Regions from separate parts of the Homo sapiens genome. Here all the other regions are linked to region 1. A link is a loop called in an ENCODE intact Hi-C map of the cell type or tissue named here. Cell type or tissue: endothelial cell of umbilical vein. All regions are shown on one strand. Each heading gives the region's core, and the rest is flanking DNA. Links, peaks and the distances in the headings are about the cores only.

Region 1 (7,866 bases), core at 1,736-5,735:
TCAGCTCACTGCACCCTCCGCCTCCTAGGTTCAAGGGATTCTGCTGCCTGAGCCTCCTGAGTAGCTGGGACTACAGGTGTGCACCACCACGCCTAGCTAGTTTTTATATTTTTAACAGAGACAGGGTTTCACCATATTGGCCAGGCTGGTCTCGAACTCCTGACCTCGTGATCCTCCCACCGCGGCCTCCCAAAGTGCTGAGATTACAGGCGTGAGCCACCATGCCCGGCCTCCATGTTTATTTTCTAGTTGCTTACTTGTCCTTTTGTGTTTATCCTTGTTAACTACTACTGCCAGGCTTAAAGTATAGACCCCTAGAGGGCAAGATTAGTATCTATATAAAATGTACTGCAAAACATCTACTTAAGCCTCACATTCTTAAACACAAATTACTTTTGAAGATGACTGTTCTGCTTGTTTCCTTCCTGGTTTCTTCCTTTAACTTTTCCACCAAACAGGCACATGATATACTTTACTGAAATAACTTATATAGCAATATGAATTTTTTTTTTTTTGAGGCAGAGTTTCGCTCTTGTTGCCCAGGCTAGAGTGCAATGGCGCGATCTCGGCTCACTGCAACCTCCGCCTCCTGGGTTCAAACAATTCTCCTGTCTCAGCCTCCAGAATAGCGGGGATTACAGGCGCACGTCACCATGCCAGGCTAATTTTTGTATTTTTAGTAGAGATGGGGATTCACCATGTTGGCCAGGCTGGTCTCGAACTCCTGACCTCAAGTGATCTGCCTGCCTTGGCCTCCCAAAGTGCTGGGACTACAGGCATGAGCCACCGTGCCCGGCAAATTTGAGGTGGAGGTTGCTGTGAGCCGAGATCGCATCACTGCACTCTAGCCTAGGTGACAGAGCAAGACTGTCTCCCACTTCGGCCTCCCAAGTAGCTGGGACTACAAGCATGTGCCACCAGGCCTGGTTAATTTTTTTTTCTTTTTTTTTTTTTTGAGACGGAGTCTCACTCCGTCACCCAGGCTGGAGTGCAGTGGCGCGATCTCAGCTCACTGCAAGCTCCGTCTCCCGGGTACACGCCATTCTCCTGCCTCAGCCTCCCGAGTAGCTGGGACTACAGGTGCCTGCCAGCACGCCCGGCTAATTTTTTGCTTTTTTAGTAGAGACAGGGTTTCACCTTGTTAGCCAGAATGGTCTCGATCTCCTGACCTCATGATCCGCCTGCCTTGGCCTCCCAAAGTGCTGGGATTACAGGTGTGAGCCACCGCGCCCAGCCAGGCCTGGTTAATTTTCTTTGGTATTTTTTTGTAGAGACGGAGGTCTCACTATGTTGCCCAGGCTGGTCTCGAACTCCTGAGCTCAAGTGATCCACCCGCCTTGGCCTTCCAAAGTGCTAGGATTACAGGCATGAGCCACAGTGCCCAGCCTACAGTGCAACTTTAATAATAACAATATGAACACAAAAATTCTAAGATCTAAAATTTAAGCTTTCAGTGGTCCTTCTATAACAGTGAAAGTTTGGTTCCTAAAAAGCCCTGAGGAATTTATGGGAAAACAAGAGAGACAACATTTAGTAGTGAACCTGTGCATTCTAAATAAAGACAATCACATGTTATAGGCCTTCAATTAGTAAGAATGAATATTGGACTATGAATTTTTATTCACTGTCACTTGTTTGCTAGATGCTTTGAGAATCTTCCTTGCCTATATTTTTCTGAGATGTTGGTTTTTCTTTGTCAAAGATAACAATGCTCATTCCCTCCCCATTAAAAACTACATATATATATATATATATATGATTAGATGATTACTACATGTGCTTTGAAATATTCAAATATTTTAGACAGTAAAAGTCCCTTGTAATTCACCCCTTTGCAGATGATTGGTTAACAGGTTAGTACACATCTACCTAAATTTAAAATCCCATATTTAACATGTATACTTATTAGAAAGTACACATTCTAATATTTTTCTGTTGTATTTGGTACTGTTTCCAGATGCTCCTGCCTTTTTGCTTTCATAATTTTGAAGGACCTCAGCTCCCTGCCTCCTAGATTTTTGCTACTGTGGTCTCAGAGCTGTGTAATTTGGATGACTGAGACGGAAAAACCTCTGGAAAACCTTTATTTATGTTGAATAAGTATTCCTTGAATCCTTCCTCAGCATCCTGGGTTATATTTGATTTGCTCTGTTCATGATAACTTCATGCCAAGGAGACTGCTATCAGCTCTCTTAAAACAGATCCCAACTCCCTGCTCATAGTGGCCAAAGGAATGGAGATTTCAGGCTGAGTTTACTTACCTGCATCATCATCTATCCAGAAGCATCCCTGCACAAACCTCTGTTTCTACCCTTCCATTCACTCGGCTCACTTTTCTGCTCTTAGTACCCTTTGTTTCTTGTGAACTCTCCAGCAGGAGTGACTTGCAATTTGTATCCACTGACACTTAAGTTCTCAGAAGTGCTGGAGAAGCGTATGGAAGTAAATTATCCTGATGTATAATTTTGTACATGTGAAACTCACCGTGGAAGTGCCTATTCTAATTTCAGTACGGAACACAGCTAAATATTTGGATCAATAATCCAGTTTTGAAAGCACACTTTATTTAAAGTACAATGTGCTGAAGAAAATGAAAAAAGAAAGGGTGCTTTCAAATTTGTACTGAGTAAACTTTCACTAGATCACATCATATGTTTATCACTAGTCACATATATGTTGTATTTCTATGTGTAATCGTCAGGCACTTTTAATTTCTAGTTTGCATTTACCATGCCAGCCTCCTCCTCAATCCCAAATTTCCTTTGGTTATAAATTTAGTAAATTTGAAAGAGCCAGCAGGGATTAAACCCTGAAGGTATTCAAATGACTATCTGACGTTATTCCTCATTTCAGCCATTTCAAAAAATTATGCTTTCATTTAGAATAGGCTCTGGGAATCAAAGTGTGTGTATTTTGCCCAAGTAGAAGACACAGTTTAAAGTTAACATCCTAGCTACTAGAAGGGAAAGCAAACATCGCTGGAAAAGGAGCCTATTTTTTTTTACCTTACACTAAAACTACACTGCGAAGATCAAAAGAAATCAACATGAGAGTGTGCCTCTTAACGCTAGGCCCAAAGTAGATGCTTATTAAATGATAGTTTACCCCAATCCTTCACAAATGGTTGATAGGTCTTACTATTTCCCCCCATTCAAATCTAGAATTTTTTCACTCTCATAAACTAATCGATAGTGAATGGAAAGCACAGAATAGATCATCGTCCAAGTGTTAGGTATTAGCCTGAGAAATCCAGAATCCCATATTTGTAACTGTCCTTCTTGAGAAAGTGCATTTTTCAGGCGGATTCTAGCCCCATTTTTCTTTTTACCATTTTTACATATTATGAGAGGTGGCTTAGAAGTACTTCGATTTTTGCCTCTTCATCACAACACACTGAACGTTAAAATCAAGTGGTTGGGTTTTTATTGGCTTATTTTGTCTCTAACCGTTTTATTTCTCGAGCTGTCATCGTTCTTTTCGTCTTACATCCTTATGAACCTTTTCTGGATTAAAAAAAATGACGTTATAATAAGGAAACTAACTGGCGTTGGATTCGAACGAAGTTGACTCCATTCCTTTTCCTCCCCGTAGTGTGGGCGCTACGAGGAAAGACCTCGGCGAGAACCAGCGAAGCCCGGGCTGCCCTCGCCGTGCGGGCGCACATTTGCTCCTCGCGCCGGGCTGCGCCGGGCGACCGCGGCCGCCTCGGCGTGTGTCCGCGGCTCCCTCCCGCCCTCGCCCGCAGTTCCCCGATCCCGATCCCGGATCTCTGGGTCCACAGCTTGGCTACCTCCCGAGCCGGAGCCGGAGCCGGAGCCGGAGTCGCGGCTGGGCCCGGCCGCCGCGTCACAGGGGGAGGGAACCCGGGGGGGAGGGGGAGGGGCGGTGAGGTCAGCGGCGGCGGCGCGTCCGCGGGCGGCGGGAGCGGCGCATGCGCGGAGCGAGGCCCGTGAGTGGCAGCGGCGGCGCGCGGGGGGCGGGCGAGGGGCCGAGTGTGGGGGAGCGGGCGGGGGCCGTCGAGGCGGCGGTGTGTGGGCGCGACGGCTGCGAGTTGGAGAGGTCTGTGGTGCGGGTCGCCCCGGGGGATCCCCGGCGCGGGCCTCGCGCGACGGCCACGGTCGCGCGGCGTGTGTGTGGGGTCCAAGCACACCCGCAAAACTTCCTCCTCCCCTGCTCCGGGAGAGCGAGCGAGCGTGTGTGAGAGAGCGAGTGTGAGGAGCGAGCCGCGGCCCGGCGCCCAGCGCCGCCACTGGAGCAGCTGTCAAAACTTCGCCGCCGCCGCCGCCCGGGCCTGACGGGCCTGACGCGCGGGGGAGGGGCGGCCGGCCGGGGGCGCGACCCCCTCGCCGCCCCCGCCGGGCCCCGCGGCCGGCCCTCCCCGCGCCGGGCCCCTTTCTCCTCCTGCCGCGGGCGGCTCGGGGGAGGGGCCGCGGGCGGAGACCCCGGGGGCCGGCGCCCCTCACGCCGCCCGCCCGCCCGGCTGCCCCGCCCGCCCGCACCCGCCGGCCCCGCCCGCCCCGCACCGCCCGCCCCGCCCGCCGCCCCCCGCCCGGCCCCTGCGCGCGGAGGTGCGCGCGCCCGCGCCGATGTGTGTGAGTGCGTGTCCTGCTCGCTCCATGTTGCCGCCTCTCCCGGTACCTGCTGCTGCTCCCGGGGCTGCGGGAAATGCGAGAGGCTGAGCCGGGGAGGAGGAACCCGAGCAGCAGCGGCGGCGGCGGCGGCCGCGGCGGCGGGAGCCCCCCAGGAGGAGGACCGGGATCCATGTGTCTTTCCTGGTGACTAGGATGTCGTCGGAGGAGGACAAGAGCGTGGAGCAGCCGCAGCCGCCGCCACCACCCCCCGAGGAGCCTGGAGCCCCGGCCCCGAGCCCCGCAGCCGCAGACAAAAGACCTCGGGGCCGGCCTCGCAAAGATGGCGCTTCCCCTTTCCAGAGAGCCAGAAAGAAGTAAGTTGAGTGCGAGGGAGCCAGGCCGGGAGCCAGCGGCGGCGCCGGGCCGGAGCTGTCACCGGGCGCCCGCCCCGCGGCCTCCGCGCCCCGGCGCCCCCCGGCGGGGTGGGGGCGGGGCGGGCCCGCGGGCGGTGGCGGCTCCCGGCCCCGGCCCCGCGCCCCTCGGTAGCCGCCCGCGCCCGGCCTCCCCCGCTCCGCGCCGCCCGCCCGGGCTCCCGCCGGCGCCCGGCTCCGCACACTTTACTTTTCAGTCGGGCCTTTTCACTGGGTCTTCTCCGCGACTCTTCTTTTGGAGAAATTTCTCGTAGCCGCGTCTTGGCCTAGCTGGATCATTGAGAAAACAAGCCCGGAGCGCGCCCAGGTAGTCCCCGGACGGACTCCGGGCGAACCGCCGAGCCGTCGGCGCTCGGGAAACTCTCGGAGCTGTCAAAACGCCCGGGCCAGGTGGTCTCGGGGCGCGGGCTGGGGGCGAGAAGAAAGCGGCCGGGCGAGTGCAGCTTTTGTTTGTCAGCGACTTGCTCCTGGAACTTTTCCTGGTCCCAAACCTGTGTTTTCTTCTTTTGATGATATATTAGGAAGCCATTTGACTTCTTCCTCCCCCCTCCCCCAACACCCAGCACCGCACTCCCGGGCTCCGAAAGCACAAGTCCTGTGGGATCCCCCAGCTTCGGGGAACGGCCTGCCTAAGTTTTGGAGACGTAGCCAGCGTCCCCTCGTAAGGCAGAATACCAAGAGCACTTATTCGGAGAGAGTGCAGATGTAAATGTCGCTTCCCTCGTAAGTCTTAGCTGTAAGGGGCTTGGGAATAGGGTCGCCTGCCTTTGAGCGTACAGTAGGGCTGGACCCCAGCTTATTAGAGGACCAGAAATGTCTTCTTACAGAACGGTTATTTGACGGCTTTGCTTGTAAATTAAGACACCGTTTTAGTGCCAGCGAACTGCTCGGCTTCTGTGGCTCTCGCGTGTGCCGTGGAAGAACTGTGAATGTCTCTCGAAGTTGTAGAATGGCGTGTGTGCTTACTCATTTCGTGAGATGATATTCTCATTGAACTGTCGGGAGTGGAAGGGTGCGCTGGGACGTGAAGGAAGCCAGCACGTTTATGGATAGGCTGTTTCTTTGGTTCGGGTGCATTCACTTAGTAATAGTATTGTTGTTTGGTGATTTGTAGTAAAAATAGTAGCGTGAACTGAGGCATAGCAGAGCTGGGTTGTGGGAACCCATTGAGCTCTTGACTTGAATGTGCTCTTTTCTTGCCCCGCTGTCCTTTTACTATGAAAATGATTCAGGGCCTTCAACTTGCCTCCATATTTTATTGCCAGCTGTTACCTAGCTATGATAATCGTGAGGGAAGCAAGTACAGGATGTGTGTACATTATTACATTAGCTTGTTCGTGATACAAAGTTAGGACTTATTTATTATGCCACTTGCGTTGTAATACAGTGGCAAGTATAAAATGCCCTTATTCTGTATTAACTGAAATTTGTAGAAGGAAGTGGAGGTTTAAGTAATTTTTAGACATGTAAGCCACTTTTTTTTGCATCCTTTAAAGCAACTCAGGACAAGCCATATTGGGGTTTTACCTTGATTGCCTCCCATTTCACTATTTGCAAAGCATTTCTTCATCTCTTACTGAACATTAATTTGCAAGTATTGTTTTAAATTTGCATTTGAATTCTTACTCCAGAAAGATTAGATCTATGTTGTCACACCCCACACCCCATACTCCTGTAAGGGCGTGCTTGTGCACGCGCACACGCGCACACTCACACGCACGCGCACACTCGCACACACCCTACTTTTGAAATGAGCTCATTTGTATTAGTGCAGCTCCTGAGTGCACTGGACGATTAGGGTATTGCCACTTTATTATTTTAATTCTGAATCTCATGAAGAAATAGGCAGCCTTTGGAGAAGATAAAAAATTTCTGCTGAATAACAGTATAATCTAACTATGAAAAATCAAAACTTTTGGAAATATTTAGAACAAATGTAAGTCTGTAGAGAGCTTTTTCTTTTAGATTTGAAAACTAGTACTGCTTTCTTTATAGGAAATTAAAGTCTACTGGTAAATTTGACGGGTCTAAACTTTTTAGAGCGTTTTTTTTGAAATTGTGTCTTTTGAAGGGAATGGAATCTCCAGTTGTTTTTAGCAACATGTAAATGGAAACTAACATATGAATTGGAAAGCAAAGAGGTTTTTGAATTGTGTATCTCTATACTGTATAAGAATCCATGCAGAAAAGACCCTGTAGTTGGACAGTAAAGACCCTGAAAGTGAAACTTATGTGTAACCAGTGTAAATTAGGTTTGTAACCAGTGAAATTATGTGAAATTGCAAATAATTCACCTGAGAAATGAAAATTAATCTTCTTTGCTAAATCTCATAGAGATATTTTAAGTTGCTAATGTTACTTAGATGTTCATTAACTTAGTGAGTTACATTAAGTAGAGAAGATGCCTTTTTTTTTTTTTTCTGGACGAAGTCTTGCTCTGTAGCCCAGGCTGTAGTGCAGTGGTATGATCTCGGCTCACCGCAACCTCTGCCTCGTGTATTCAAGCGATTCTCCTTCCTCAGCCTCCAGAGTAGCTGGGATTACAGGTGTGCGCCATCGCACCTAGCTAATTTTTTGTATTTTTAGTAGACACAGGGTTTCACCATGTTGGCCAGGCTGGTCTTGAACCCCCGACCTCAGGTAATCCACTCTCCTCAGCCTCCCAAAGTGCCAGGATTACAGGCGTGAGCCACCGCACCCCGCTGAGAAGATGCCTTTTGACAATGAAGTGGATTTATGTATTTATCTTTGGCTTAAAAAAACATGCACCACCAATTACACTTTCCTCAAGTTTAAATTTTTAATAATTAGGTAAATAAAGCATTTTCTTGTCTTATAGTGTTAGCTAGATTGTTTTTGTGTAT
Region 2 (7,866 bases), core at 1,953-5,952, 270 kb before region 1:
GTGATGTCAAACAGCCCAGAAATTTTCTGTAAAAAGAGGAAGGTGTCCATTTAAAACTAACATCCATTAATTCTTTTAAAAAACTACTATGTTTCCCTTCAGGTTTGGAGAGTTGAGATTTGATGTCCATTAATATAAATTTTCCTCCCTCCCTCTTTCCTTCCCTTTTCTCCTCTTTCCTGCTTCTCTTTGCCCCTGTTTCCTCTATTTCCCAGATCACCAGCCCATTTTTTTTTTTATTTTAAGGTATTACTTGCTGATTTTGAGAAAGATTTCTAAGCATCTACCTCTTGCTAAATGTGGCATTCTCCACCACTCACCAGCATCTCGCTAGTCCCTGCTGTGACAGTGCCTTCCCCATTGTCTGAAAGGTGCACGGCAAGGTCAAATGAGATAATAAATGAGAAAGTGCTTTGATGAAGGGAGAAGAACAAGACAAATGTCAGGTGTTATTATTAATAATTCATGAACTGGAACACTGACTAACATTCTCTAACAGAGTAAACTGGTTCTTGGATTTTGATTTTTTTATTCCATTCAGTCTTATTAGAAGACAGCTTTTACTAAAAACTGGAACCGAAGGGGTGGCTTATTCTCAACAAGTTGTTCGCATGCAAGACACTAAACATTAAAGACTTACTATGTCCACAGAGACAATTAACCCAAGGCTAAAGCCTATTGTACGATGTCCAAAAAAAAGAAGTTAGAACAAAAGGCTTTTAAGACTCTTCTCTGCTGAAGCTTTTGGGAAGGTGCTGATTGCCATGGGGAATTAGCAGTCATTTAAGAGGAGTTGATGACATCAGGCTGAGTCACACTAGTCTGTGACACTAGTATGAGGTCATTTTAAACTAATCAAATGGGTGCTAGAGAAAGGTGCCATTTACCATTTATTACCTCAACTACCAACAAAAGGGCTGGATTTAGTTCATGGAAACCAAGAGCTTAATGAATCTGACTAAATAAGGAGGGTGGTGGTAATTGTGTCATTAAGGCCCTAATACTGAGAACCTGTCTACTTCTAAAATTGGCCCTAAGGCAACTTTTCCAAAGGTGATTCTATGGTCATTTAGAAAGCTTTCTGCTTTTTACGGTAGAGCTTTTCTTCTTGCAGTCACTGAAAAGTGGTTTCTGGGTTACTGGGAGTTTGTTCTGGGTCACTGGGAATGTTCATTATTGGTCTGCAAAAGTGTTGGTAATGCCCCTCAAACTGTCTCCCAACGGCAGATGTCTAATCAGCTAGTTCATGTGACTATATACAAAGAAGAAAACCTGAGGCTGATTCTATTGAATGGCTTCTGGAAACCAGTCTCATTTTCTTTTCTTTTCTTTTCTTTTTTTTTTTTTTTCTGAGACAGTTTTGCTCTTGTTGTCCAGGCTGGAATGCAACAGCGTGATCTCGGCTCACTGCAACCTCTGCCTCCTGGGTTCAAGTGATTCTCCTGTCTCAGCTTCCCAAGTAGCTGGGATTACAGGCGCCTGCCACTACGCCCGGCTAATATTTTGTATTTTTAGTAGAGACAGGGTTTCACCATGTTGGCCAGGCTGGTCTCGAACTCCTGACCTCAGGTGATCCGCCCACCTCGGCCTCCCAAAGTGCTGGGATTACAGGCAGTAGCTACCACGCTCGGCCCAGTCTCATTTTCTTACCATGCCATCACATCAGACGAGCACACAAGTGATTATAAGGCGAATCACTTGAGGTCAGGAATTCGAGACCAGCCTGGCCAACATGGTGAAATCCTGTCTCTACCAAAAAATACAAAAATTGGCTGGGCGCGGTGGCACACACCTGTAGTCCCAGCTACTTGGGAGGCTGAAGCAGGAGAAACGCTTGAACCAGGGAGGCGGAGGTTGCAGTGAGCCGAGATCATGCCACTGCACTCCAGCCTGGGCAACAGAGGGAGACTCTGCCTCAAAGAAAAAAAAAAGATAGTGCTGGTATAAACATGGTAACTGGAAAGGAGCCACTAAGTGATGACAAAACAAACCGTGAGGATGCACAGGCCTTGCTATCGTCACTGTGTGGTGACCCTGGCAGGTGCACTTCAACAGAGGACACGCGGCTGGGGTGCAGTGGCTCATGACTTAACCCCAGCACTTTGGGAAACCAAGTGGGGAGGATTGCTTGAGCCCAGAAGTACAAGACCAGCCTGCGTAACATAGTGAGACCCTGTCTCCACAAAAATAAAAAATTAGCCAGGCACGGTGGCGTGCACCTGTAGTCCCAGTTATCTAGGAGGCTGAGGCAAGAGGATTTCTTGAGTCCAGGAGTCAAGGCTGCAGTGAACCATCATTGCGCTATTGCATTCCAGGCTGGGTGACAGAGCCAGACCCTGTATTAAAAATAATAAAAAATAAAAAAATAAAATCAAAAGAGGACACAAACTCCTCTGGAGTTGGGAGGCAAAAGATGGGGCAGATTTCTGTTACCATTGCCAAGACTCTTTTTTCTGGGTAAGGTTTAGGGCATAGCACCAAACCAAAAACATAGACGATGGGCAGGAAATAGGCAGAAGAGAACAGAAGCAAAGGTAGCAAATTCTATTACATCCAAGACCTGCCACATAATTCACAGTTCCCTGTGCAAAATGAAGATGCATGTCCCCTGGTCAGAAAGCATTCAGAATTTCAAGATAGCAACTGAAGTCTTGAACCAAGTGTGGGACTCCTAAGCGTGGGGCCCGTTTGTATGGGTCACATACCCACAACGCCAGCGGAGGTTACGAGAGCCTGTGTCACCTATTGTGCTGTGGCACACACTGGGGAAAACAAGTATCTCATGTTCGCAAACTCAGTAGCAGAGTTCAGTAGGTTTGGCAACTTCTTAGAGTTAAAAAGAAGCTCCAAGAGAAAGAAAATCTCTTTTCTCCTATTTAAAATCCTTTAAATGTAAACTTGTGCCCTAGTGATGTGGTCCTCAGAAATGTTTCTGGGCTCACACGAAGTTTTAAACATTGAGGAAACTGAGCACCTTCATGCGGGGCATGCCTTTACCACTCCCGGGATGTCACGTCCACCTGCCAGGCTCATGAAGGCGTGTGAGTGTGTAGACCTGGTTTGAATCTGGTCACAAAAAGTCAAAAGTTCCTTGCTTGGGATCCATTTTATGATTACACTTTTTTTTTTTTTTTTGAGAGAGTTTCCCTCTTGTTGCCCAGGCTGGAGCGCAATGGCGCGATCTCGGCTCACTGCAACCTCTGCCTCCCAGGTTCAAGTGATTCTCCTTCCTCAGCCTCCCAAGTAACTGGGATTATAGGTGTCCGTCACCACACCCGGCTAATTTTTGTATTTTTAGTAGAGATGGGGTTTCGCTATGTTGGTCAGGCTGGTCTCGAACTCCTGACCTCAGGTGATCCACCCACCTCTGCCTCCAAAGTGCTGGGATTACAGGCGTGAGCCACCACGCCCCACAGTGATTAAACTTTTTAATCCATTGCTTGTGCTGGCCAGTTAATAGATATTCATATATACTGCAAAACCTCCCCTCCAACAAACCACAGCTTCACATCCAAATCCCTCAGGCAGTGTCTACCTTAGACACTAGGAGGCAGCGTTGGCTAGTTGTCTGTTTGCAAGGACACACGTCAAGGAATTTCTTTTTCTCTCTCTCCGTCCCACTTGCTGTGATCCCTTACTGTAAAAAGGTAAAGGGCCATGCTTAATTGTCTATCTCACAACCATTTAAATATATTAACTTTATGGGAGGACTGTAAAAGAAAAATGCAAAGGGACTTTTGACTGCCATGATTAATTTGGTTGCCTAAACCATTCAACCTAAACCCACTGTGTCAAATTCTAGTTTTAAGACCGGATGAAGGAGATTCTAGGGAATGACTGTATAAATACTGAATAAAAGCTCAAATTTTTTTTTCCAGTAAACTTGCAATGCAACGAAGCCCAGGGCACTAGCTTTGCCTAGAAGGGAGGGACATTTCCATTTGATTCCTATGGCCGGAGGCTTAACAGCTTTCTTTTGTTAGCAAAGCAAAGTAGAAGTGATACTGAAAGAAGCTAGTAATAGTCTAGCTTCCACTGCTATCTGCCCGAGCTTCAGCGATTCCACCCCCTCAGGGGCCACACCTCCCTGCAGGTCCCATTTCTGGGAAAAGCCGGCAATCTATGTCTTTTGGAAATACTCCCTGAGCTCCCAAAATGGGTTTGGAAAGAGCTATACATAGCTTTCTATACATTGGTCTCTATCATCTTATAGGATAATAAAGGAGATAATTCATGCACACAAATAACTATATGTAATGTTACATTTAGGGAAATACAATAATTTCACTGTCCTTGCCTTAGGATTTCCATTTAGGTAGGCAGAGATCCCTGTGGACAGGAATAATCTGGTTTCACAAAAGGGTGACACCTGGCCGGTGGCGGTGGCTCACACCTGTCATCCCAGCACTTTGGGAGACTGAGGCAGGCGGATCACCTGAGATCAGGAGTTTGAGACCAGCCTGGCCAATATGGTGAAACCCCATCTCTACTAAAAATACAAAAATTAGCCAGGCATGGTGGCAGGTGCCTGTAATCCCAGCTACTCAGGAGGCTGAGGCAGGAGAATTGCTTGAACCCGGGAGGCAGAGGTTGCAGTGAACCGAGATCATGCCACTGCACTCCAGTCTGGGAGACAAGAACGAAACTCTGCTTAAAAAACAAAAACAAAAACAAAAAACAAAAAAATACCAAGTGTGGTGGCTCACATCTGTAATCCTAGCACTTTTGGAAGCCGAGGTCAGGAGTTTGAGACCAGCCTGGCCAACATGGTGAAACCTTGTCTCTACTAAAAATACAAAATTAGCCGGGTGTGGTGGCTCACGCCTGTAGTCCCAGCTACTCGGGAGGCTGAGACTGGAGAATCGCTTGAAACCCCGAGGCAGAGGCTACAGCGAGCCAAGATTACGCCACTGCACTCCAGCCTGGGCAAGACAGAGCAAGACTCCGTCTCAAAAAAAAAAAAAAGAGTGAGGGGACAGGTGACACCTGAGAGGCTTTTCACTAAGTTCAATTGGCAGCAGGTAAATCTCTAGGAGCTGTGTCTCCAAAGATGAATTGGAGCACATTATAAAATATCTTGAATGCCAGGTTAGAAAATGTGAAGTTTCACATATGCAAATCAAAAGCTAGTTATGGTTTTTAGAAGAGAATCATCTGAGAAGTATCTTGAAAGAAGACCTGGCTGACTGTGTAAGGTAGAATAGATTGAAGGATGTACAAACAAGAAGGAACTTTACAAAAAAGTATACCAGAATTACCTCTGGAATGGGAGAGGCAAGGCTCAGGCTATTTGCATATGAATTTCAACTCTCTCTCAGGGTTGAGTGTCCATGGGCAAGCTGGTTAACCCCTCTGAGCCTGTTTCTCATCTGTAAAACAAGGTTAATAAAGGCATGAACCTCATAGAGTTGATGTGTAGATTACATAGATCATCTCTGTAAAGCACTTAGTACAGTGACTGGCATATAGTAAATGCTCACTAAATAGTTAATGATGATGATGACATTATGAGGAAACTGCAGTTCAAATACATTAAAAACTAAAAGAGGCAAATCTGGGACACAATCCCAAGTCTTCTGATTCAAATACAGTGTTTTTTACCCTTTGCTAGAAATGCAAAATGCTTATTCCTCAGTGCCACAAAGATATAGCACTCGAACATAAATTTAATTTTCTCAGCAAGGCAATTTTTACTTTCTGCAGAAAGGGTGCTTCTTGTAGATGGAACAATGGCAAGAGCACACCTGAACAGGGGAGGGGCAGGAGTTCTTATTCCTGACACAAGTAGCCCCTACTGCTGTGTCATTCCCATATTGGCTAGGGTTGGACCACACAGTCTAAGCTAATTCTGATTGGCTATTTTAAAGAGAACAGGAATACGAGCTGGAGTGGCAGGGTGAGTACTTTGGCAGGAAGGATGGTTAGGAACAGGTAACTAAAGGTGACTTAGGTTAAAGCAGGTGATCAGGGGACCGCTGTGAACTACTGGTTAGGACTGGTGGGAAAGTTGTTTACTGAAACTAGAAGGAAGGGGGCTAAGAGAACCAGGAAGTTAAACTTTAAAATGGAGAATCAAAGAATAAGAGAGCTGAACATACTGACATACTGGTTCTTTGAAGAGAAACTGGGGTTCACCATATGTAACACCCTTGCTCATGCATTTTAAGAAGTTAGGAAATTCCACCTGTCCTGAAATATCTCCTGCAATTTTGTGTCTTGATCTTTATGTCAAAGCACAAATTCTTTGATAAATACAAATCTTGAAGTAGCTACACTTGCATAACTCTGAGGAAGAAAGCCTAATTTATTGATTATTATTATTATTTTGAGATGGAGACTTGCTCTGTTGCTCAGGCTGGAGTGCAGTGGCACGATCTCGGCTCGCTACAACCTCCATCTCCCAGGTTCAAGCGATTCTCCTGACTCAGTCTCCTGAGTATCTGGGATGACAGGCACCCGCCACCATGCCTGGCTAATTTTTGTATATTTAGTAGAGACGGGATTTCACCATGTTGGCCAGGCTGGTCTTGAACTCCCGATCTCAAGTGATCCACCCACCTCGGTCTCCCAAAGTGCTGGGATTACAGGCATGAGCCACTGCACCCAGCAAATTTATTGATTATTATAGTTAGCCAGTTTCAGGTTAATGGAGAGTTTATATAGCTGGGGATTTATATTTTCTTTTCATTTAGTCCATGTATTTTCTTTTCAATTAGTAAATTTGATACTATCTATAAACATGCCATACCATAAAATGTATTGAAACTTTTTTCAATTTAGGTGTACTCTATATATTTTTTAAGTTGGCCAGGTGCAGTGGCTTGTGCTTGTAATCCTAGCACTTTGGGAGGCTGAGGCGAGTGGATCACCTGAGGTCAAGAGTTCGAGATCAGCCTGGCCAACATGGTGAAACCCCATCTCTACCAAAAATACAAAAAATTAGCCAGGTGTGGTGGTGGCGCCTGTAATCCCAGCTATTTGGGAGGCTGAGGTAGGAGAATCGCTTGAACCCGGGGGGCAGATGTTTCAGTGAGCCAAGATCACGCCACTTCACTCCAACCTGGGCAAAAGAGCAAAATTTGAAACTGTCAAAAAAAAAAAGTTATCTTGATTTTTAAAGTCTACTTTTCCAGCTGGAAAAAAAAAATCACATGAGTATCTGATTATCTTATTTACACAGGCAAAATACAGATAATTCAGATATGGAAAGTCTTCACTCTATAACCTAGTGTTATGGCATAATATATGCTATATAATAGCATAATGATGCTATAATAGCAAAAACAAACAAACAAACCTTTCACCAAAAGTAATTAACTTGTTTTATCTAACTCAAAGCAAACTTCCTATTCTGAATGTTTTTCTTTGGCAAGAAATACATATAATTATTTCAATTCCACAATGCCACAGGAGGAATTGTTAAAAAAAAAACTGGAAATATTTTGGCTGGCAATGAATCATGTGGTACAGGGATGGGAGAGAGAGGTAGACGTTAGAGGAGAAAAGCAATCGCTGTCTGGAAAATTTTGCAGAGCCGTCGCTGCATAGAAGAGCTCCACTCATTCTATGATGTTCTGGAAGCCAAAACAAAGACTAACCACTTGAAATCCACCAAGATTTTAGTTCAATTTAATTTAATTTAATTAATTTATTTATTTTTGAGACGGAGTCTCGCTCTGTTGCCCAGGCTGGAGTGCAGTGGCATGATCTCGGCTCCCAGGTTCACGCCATTCTCCTGCCTCAGCCTCCCAAGTAGCGGGGACTACAGGCACCCGCCACCACGCCCAGCTAATTTTTTTGTATTTTTAGTAGAGATGGGGTTTCACTGTGTTTGCCAGGATGGTCTCGATCTCCTGACCCCGTGAT
Region 3 (7,866 bases), core at 1,953-5,952, 100 kb after region 1:
AGCAGCAACTATATTCATATTATTAATCAGTGTCAATATTTTAAGTAGTTTAGTGAATAAAGATAGTGTTAATAAATAATTTGCTTTTTCTAATATAGTGCTAATGTTTTAGCTTTACAGTACAATTTTGATGACATTGGATACACTAGATTCAATGAGATATATCCAGAAAACATAACTGTCAGGAGGCAGACTTCTTTCAAAAGAAGGGAGGGACATGGTTACACAATTTCTTAGCTATGTTTTCTTCTGTAGTTTTAGTAGGAAGCAAGCATGAAAAGTATTGCCATTCTCTGGAGTTAAGGGAAGTCAGTTATTCTATTTAATAGCTGATTAGGCTGGGCATGGTGATGGTGGCTCATGCCTGTAATTCTAGCACTTTGGGAGGCTGAGGTGGGAGGATAACTGGAGCCCAGGAGTTCGAGACCAGCCTGGGCAACATAGTTAATCCCTGTCTCTACCAAAAAAAAAAAAAAAAAAATCCAGGCGTGATCGCATGTGCCTTGTAGTCCTGGCTAGTGGGGAAGCTGAGGTGGGAGGATACCTTCAGCCCAGGAGTTTGAGGTTCTGATGAGCTATGATTGTGCCACTGTACTCTAGCCTGGGTGACAGAGCATGAGCCCATCTCTTAAAAAAAAAAGTTGATTAAAGCATAGAGGGAGAAGGCATATTTTTTGGATAACTAGTCGATAATGAATGTCAGTGTTTACTTGCATAGTTAGTAAATATGAGTTCATTTTAAATATATTATTTTTCTCTGTGCTTTTTATAAATCTTTGTATCTATATATGAGATTTATCTGCTTGCTTTATATTATATAATATTAATTAAGCAACTATCGAACATCATTCAGGTTTTGTGGTAGCTCTGGTTTATAAAAACAGATACAGTGCCTGTTTTCATAGAGCATATAGTCAAATTGGGGCTGTGGTCTCCTGTGAATGGCACATACAGAACAGGGGTTCTTAACTTTTTCAGTGCCATAGTCCCCTTTGGTACTATGATGTAATCCATGGACTCTTTTTCAAATAATGTTTTTAAATGAATAAAATAAAAATACACCAAAATAGGATTACAAAGATAAACAATTGCATTGAAATAAAAATAAGCCAAACTTGTAATCTTATAACATCTTTTTAATTCACTTAAATTATAAAATCTAGCAGTGAATTTAATAACTACTGTAATTTTGAAGTAGTGATGAGGGTGAATGATATTTTGGGATATCTGCAACAACTGCATGTGATAAGAAAATATCCGTGATTTCTGTTGGTGACAAACACTTAGGTATCCACCAATACCACTGTGCTTGTTGCTTACATTCTTAATATTTTCTTAGAATTCTAAATTTTGGAAGTGAATAAAAATTAGAGGTTAGTAAAAATAAAGAAGTAATTTCTCCCTCTAAAATCCTATAACCCTTGAGTGAGTAAACTTTAAAAATCCATTGAAAAAGTAGGACGCTTTGAAAGAATATACTAATGTATTGATAAGGGAGTCCAAAATTGACCTCTAAAATATTTTTGACATAGCCTGTTATGCTATCAGTGTTGGTAAGTTTGTTCAGTATATTTGTAGGCTACACACAGTCCTTTCAAAGAAGTATTTAACCTTTGAGGGAAATACTTTTGTAATTGTTCAAAATCAAAATGCTTTATTTCTGTGAACTTGGCTGTGAGATAAATGTTCTGTCCACTTCATAATTTTATTCAGCAGTGCTTAAAAAAGAGTATTTTTAGTTATCTCATAGTGTTTATATTCAGTAAGTGATCCCTCAGTAACATGGTCCTAGTAAGACTGTTAACATTTCTCTTTAATATTGATGTATTTATAAAACTTACATGCTACACTTTGATGCTCTGCCAGGCGGTGGAAGTAGTGAAAAGAGCACATCAGGCTTTAGAGTTACACAACCCGATTTTGTATCCCAGCTTTGTTTCCTATTAGCTTTGTGATCTTGAGCTTGTAATTAACTTTCAGATTTTAGTTTCCTTATCTTTTGAATGAAGAAAATATGTTAGATGTTATTCTTTTTTTAAAAGAGAAAACTTGAGAGAGAACTATTAGGCACACTTTGATTTATCCTTTTAGTTTTAGCTGGGCTTCTAATACCTTTCTGAAGCCTTTCTGAGCTGTATTCCCCACCTCTTCCCCTTAACTCCCATCATGCCATGTGCTTACCAGCATCATCATTATTGTGTCCTATTTTTATTTTCAGTCTTTCATCTAGATCCATTAAACGTAGGGATCTTGACTATCTTTGTAATGACTACCATTTGAATAGAAATTATAGTATGTACTTGTTACTCAAAATTTTGTTTGGTAAATAACCATTCTAAATTAATGATATATTAACTCTGGAGCATAGATCGGAGGGGGCTAAATAAATGTCTTCTTTATTCTCATTAATTCTCATAATGCAATTTAATAATTCATGATGTGACATCAAGAGTTAGAAATTGAGTAGGTGAGGGCTGGGCACGGTGGCTCATGCCTGTAATCCCAGCACTTTGGGAGGCTGAGGCAAGCGGATCACGAGGTCAGGAGATCGTGACCATCCTGGCTAACACAGTGAAACCCCGTCTCTACTAAAAAAATACAAAAAATTAGCCAGGTGTGGTGCCGGGCGCCTGTAGTCCCAGCTACTTGGGAGGCTGAGGCAGGAGAATGGCGTGAACCTGGGAGGCAGAGCTTTCAGTGAGCTGAGATCGCGCCACTGCACTCCAGCCTGGGCGGCAGAGCGAGACTCTGTCTTTAAAAAAAAAAAAAAAAATCAAGTTGTATAAGTGAGGTGGACAAGTGAATCCATAGACTATAGTGTGTGAATGTAGATAGAGGTCATCAGAATAGCAGCTACATCACTACACTTAAGACGTTGAGCTAAGTGCTTTTCATGCGTTCTTTTTTTTTTATTTTTGGATCATAAAGACAGTTTTATACTAGGTGGTATTGTCTGTCTTAAATGACGAGCAAAGTAAAATTGAGATGAAGTTAAGTAACTTGCCAAAGGTCACATTGCTAGCAGATGGCAGAGCTAGAATGCAGACTCGGAACCATTGGATTCCAAGCCTTTGGTTTTAACTAACACAGCAGACACCTTTTGCTATTAAACTTTCTCATGTCTTAGAACCAATTTGTGTAGGATAAATTAGAGTCATTGGAGGTGGAAAAGTAAAGGTTTAAAAGAGGGTATGTTATGAACTTATTTAAGGGAAAGGGTTAGATCTAATTTATCTTTGCATCCCCAGAGATAATGCCTGGCACATAGCTGATGCTATTTAATGAAGTGCACATTGTCTTCAAGTTCTCTTAGGAATCTACTTACATGTGATTAGGTTCTCTTTTTTATTGTTGTTGTTGAGACAGGGACTTGCTCTGTCACCCAGGATGGAGTGCAGTGGTGTGATCTTGGTGCAGCTGCAACCTCTGCCTCCCAGGCTCAAGTGATTCTTCCACCTCAGCCTCCTGAATAGCTGGGTCTACTGGTGTGTGCCACCAAGGCCGGCTGAATTTTTTTTGCTTTTGCCATGTTGCCCAGGCTGGTCTTGAACTTCTGGGCTTAAGTGATCCTCCTGCTTCCCAAAGTGCTGGGATTACAGGCTTGAGCCACCACGCCAGGTCAATGATTAGGTTCCTTAGTATAGTTTACCACTGTACATGTGCCACCTAGTGGATGGAGATTATCCGTAGATAGTGGCTACAGATGAAATCGCCTTGCCTGTCCTTATCCCAGGGTTGCAGTTGTCCCCACCTTTCTGACTTTGGTGCATTTTGTGACCAAGTGTCATTGCCTGTATTTTAGGTCAGGTTCAAAGTAAGGGAAAAGATATATTAGGGATTTTATATTCAAGAAAAATACCACACTGAATTTTTAAAAATGCAATGTAATTTTTTAAATGTCTGCTCCAATTTCCACAGTTTGGCTTGCAGGCAGTTTGAGCTAATTGGACCTCATGAAAGGCAAAAACTCTGCAAAGTGGTGGAGTCGCCAAACCTGGACTGTTTTATTGGTTGAATGGCTAGCTTCTTTCTTTAGGCAAAGCATAGGATAGTATTCAAGAGTACATTTTTAATAATAAACTGGAGATAATTAAGTACTGGCATCAGGCATATTTCCTCAGATATCACTGGGTTTGTAGCCATTTCATCCAGAGCATCTCTGGATGACATCTCTGGTTGGATCCCTGGTTGACATCATTTTTATCCAGAGCAGTCTGTTTCACATTCTGCTGCCAAACTCTGACAATTGTTTGAAGACTAGGATTAGGAGAAGAGAGAGAGACATAAACACTCAGTTGTCCTGCCTTGACTTTGACAGATACTAAGATCTAACATAGTCTACCAAATGAAGAGTGACAGTTAAAGACAGCTTCTGTTATTACCTGAAGTATCAAATATTTAGTGATACCTTTTTTGTTGTTTGTTCCTATTTTGTGGCAGGAATTACTGCTATCTAGGAAGCAGTCATAGAGTCCTCTTTATTTGTTAAAGAACACAAGACTGAAACAACAAAATCTAAACCAAAAGTAAAACCAAAACTATCGCTCCCTACTGTTTCTTTAGCAGATCCAAGTTAGAATCATGGGCAGAGCCAGTAATAATAATAGCTAGAGGAGAAAAGAGAACAGGATGAACTCTGAAAGCCTGTCTTCTTACCTGCTTTATGGGATCAGATCTGGTGCCGATCCTATTTCTTAAAAAACAAAAAAAAAACAAAAAAACCCTATAGTCTGAATCTGTTTTTTTCTCTTTGAAATGCAGGAAACATAATTTCAAAAGGTTGTATACCTGCAAACCTACTGGCCAACCAGTAACATTAACGTTTAACTTTTCTATTTCCTTCTGGCTCTTATTTGAGGGAGAGATAGACATTGTCCTGCTTCTTTTCCCTTAGCTGTAAGCAATAAAACTCCCCTAAAAATAATAAAAGTGCTATGTATTTTCTTTTTTGGGGATAAAAATAAGGAAAAAGCTGAAACTGTTATATACTTCGCTAGGAGAAGGAAATTTTTGACTGGAGGTCATATATGGTAGATAGCAGCATAGTAAAAGGAAGCAGACAAGTCATACTGGATTGGAGAGAGCACAGCTTGGGAGTGGAGACAAATGGATCTGGCTCCAGGAAAAAATGTGTTTTCAGGGTAATGTAATGATTTGCGACCCTGGGCCATTTGGCTCATTGTTGGTAAGTTTCTGAAGGCACTATTCTTATTCCTCCTTAAGTTTGTCACTTATTTTTCTCTTCCCCTTTCTTGTTACCCAGTAGTAAGAATGGTATAAAATGGGTATATCCCAAAATGTATTCTGGGACTCTCTGAGTAGAAATGAAATGCTTTCATACAGGTATTTATATATGTGATAATTTTATAGTACTTTGAATATAATAGGCAGGCAGAGAGAGTCTCTCTAGCAGAACTGTATTCTTTTCTATCTTTGGCTGTAAAAATACTAGAGAGAGGCAACACAGAATACCCTTTGGGTCATTCCAGATGCTTTGCCTAGAGCTACAGGCTCTGTAGGTACAGTCTACATTCCAAATTGTTGTAGGTCATAGCTATATTAAATATTTTAATATAGCCTAAAAAGGGTCAGTTGATTTTCAGACTCCATTATCAGTGTTTCACGGCCTGATCAAGCCACTTGAAGATTTTGTTACGGCAATTCTTCACTCTTTAATACCAGTTTTCTGTGTTAATTAGGGCATGGGTTAAACTGCTGTAACAGAGACCCCAAAATATAGCAGTGGCTTAAATAAAACAAATTGATCTTCTCTCATGTAATATTTCTGAGGATGGAGAGGTATAGGCTGATGAGTTGTCTTTTGCTCCATATTATTGTTTGTTGACCCAGGTTTCTTCTGTCTTGTCTCTCTGCCATCACCTGGAGCATTGCGCCTCATTGGCAGCATTGCGACTGGGTTGCTGTCATGTCCATTCCAGTCTGTAGGAAAGGGGACTATAATTTAGTGAAGAGCAGCTCACTTCCTTTTAGATGATGAGGTTGCGCAGTTGCTTCTGGTCATATTCTCTCGGTGAGAACTTGCCATGGTTTGCTGCAAAGAGGGTTGGGGAATAAAGTCTCTAGCTGAGCAGTTATGTGTCCTACTAAAACTTGGAAAGCATAGAAGATGAAGAGTATGGATTTTGTCCTTTGTCTACTTTCTTTCTTTCTTTTTTTGAGACGGAGTTTTGCTCTTGTTGCCCAGGCTTGAGTGCAATGGCATGATCTCGGCTCACCGCAACCTCCGCCTCCCAAGTTCAAGCAATTCTCCTGCCTCAGCCTTCTGAATAGCTGGGATTACAGGCACGCACCACCTCGCCCGGCTAATTCTGTATTTTTAGTAGAGATGGGGTTTCTCCATGTTGAGGCTGGTCTCGAACTCCTGACCTCAGGTGATCTGCCTGCCTTGGCCTCCCAAAGTGCTGGGATTACAGGCGTGAGCCACCGCACCCGGCCCCTTTGTCTACGTTCTACAGGTTTATGTGCCTTGTTCATCTTTGGAGTTATTTAGCTATTCTTGATCTGAATACCTTTTTTTTTGGGGGGGGATTCAAATTGTATTTATTTTCTCTCATCTGTGACACATTCATTTTGTTCATGAGGTCATTTGTCACATAGAAATGTAAATTTTCATTTTATTATTCCTTTTGAATACAAGCTTACGTATTTGTAGATTTGATTCTAGATACTTTATCAATTTTGTCTCGGGATAGACAGGACACCTTGATTGATAGACTGTATAAACACTTAATTTAAGGTCAGCTTTTCTATTTCAATTTTTTAAAAAAGAAAAGAAACATGTTATTTTAAGTATGAAAACCAAAACCATCTGTTTGATGCTTCATGTTATCATTAGTTTTATGATTTGATAGGATTTACAATTATTTGTAGTTTTTTCTAACTACCCAAGAATAGTTATACAAATTGTTTTTCAAAATACTTTTCTAAAATTCATTTTGAATGTAGAAGATAGTTTTCTTTTTTTAAAGAGGGAAGTCAGATTGAAGTGCTAATCTGAGCGATAAGAGATAAAGTTTTGTGTGAAATTTAGTGTTCAAGCTGCTAAGTATGTCTAGTGTATAGTTAAAATATGGTGTGGAACTCAGGAGAGGAGTTAGTGCTAGAGATGTTGACTTACAAATCATAAAGTCCAGAGGAAATTGTTGAAATGTGGATAATAAGTTCTTCAAAGAGGAGCTTATAGGCTGGGAGTAGTGACTCATGCCTGTATTCTTGGCACTTTGGGAGGCCAAGGCAGGAGGATGATTTGAGGCCAGGAGTTTGAGACTAGCCTGGGCAACATAGTGAGACCCCCATCTCTACAAAAAAATGAAAAAGAATGTGGTGACATGTGCCTGTGGTCCCAGCTGCTTGGGAGGCTGAGGTGGGAGGATTCTTGAGCCCAAGAATGCGAATGATCATACTACTGCACTCCAGCATGGGCGACAGAGTGAGTCCTTTTCTCAAAAACAAAAACAACCACCCAACCCCAGGAGTATATAAAGGATGTATAGAGGGCTGTACCTATATTTAGAGGTCTAAAGGAAATCAGCTGAAGAGATAGATATTAGACTATTATATCTCTGTGCTTATAAAAGATAGAAGATCATTTCACTAAGGAGGAAGTGATCCTGGTGTGAAGTGAACTTTTAGGATGTTTGAAGAAAGCTTGTGGGTGCTAACTGGATTGTTAATTCTTTTGCCGTTGGTCTATTGGTGGTGTTGACGAGAATAATTTGTGTGTGTGTGTGTGTGTGTGTGTGTGTGTGTGTGTGTGTTTTGAGACGCAGTTTCATTCCTGTTGCCCAGGCTGGAGTGCAATGGCATGATCTCGGCTCACTGCAACTTCCATCTCCCAGGTTTAAG

The links. Peaks named below come from ENCODE experiments on the same cell type or tissue, not always from the same donor. Only the 100,000 strongest peaks of a DNase experiment are listed, where the experiment ranks them.
Region 2: a loop joins it to region 1, with 9 times the contacts of the local background. A loop is called at or near these places in 7 of 110 quality-filtered maps.
Region 3: a loop joins it to region 1, with 10 times the contacts of the local background. A loop is called at or near these places in 42 of 110 quality-filtered maps.

Annotation. Positions count from the first base shown.
Region 1 is chr7:152,432,705-152,440,570 of GRCh38, reverse strand. It overlaps KMT2C (lysine methyltransferase 2C), which reads left to right and starts at 4,568. Exons shown (of 59, transcript NM_170606.3): 1 at 4,568-4,945. The coding sequence starts at 4,785. It also overlaps the pseudogene FABP5P3. RefSeq lists silencers at 3,552-3,891, 3,932-4,221, 4,312-4,361, 4,742-4,801 and enhancers at 5,282-5,511, 5,552-5,601, 6,072-6,141, 6,452-6,501. In endothelial cell of umbilical vein, for the core only: no CTCF peak of the experiment used is centred there; a DNase peak (open chromatin) is centred at 3,790; H3K4me3 peaks cover 2,328 bases; H3K27ac peaks cover 2,015 bases.
Region 2 is chr7:152,702,805-152,710,670 of GRCh38, reverse strand. No RefSeq gene overlaps it. Among named protein-coding and RNA genes, the nearest start is that of XRCC2, 31 kb to the right of the region's middle. RefSeq lists an enhancer at 3,599-3,678 and a silencer at 3,971-4,147. In endothelial cell of umbilical vein, for the core only: a CTCF peak has its summit at 3,539 (motif pointing right); a DNase peak (open chromatin) is centred at 3,550.
Region 3 is chr7:152,332,764-152,340,629 of GRCh38, reverse strand. All of the region lies in intron 2 of KMT2C (lysine methyltransferase 2C), which reads left to right. Among named protein-coding and RNA genes, the nearest start is that of KMT2C, 99 kb to the left of the region's middle. RefSeq lists an enhancer at 3,402-3,641. In endothelial cell of umbilical vein, for the core only: a CTCF peak has its summit at 3,683 (motif pointing left); a DNase peak (open chromatin) is centred at 3,679.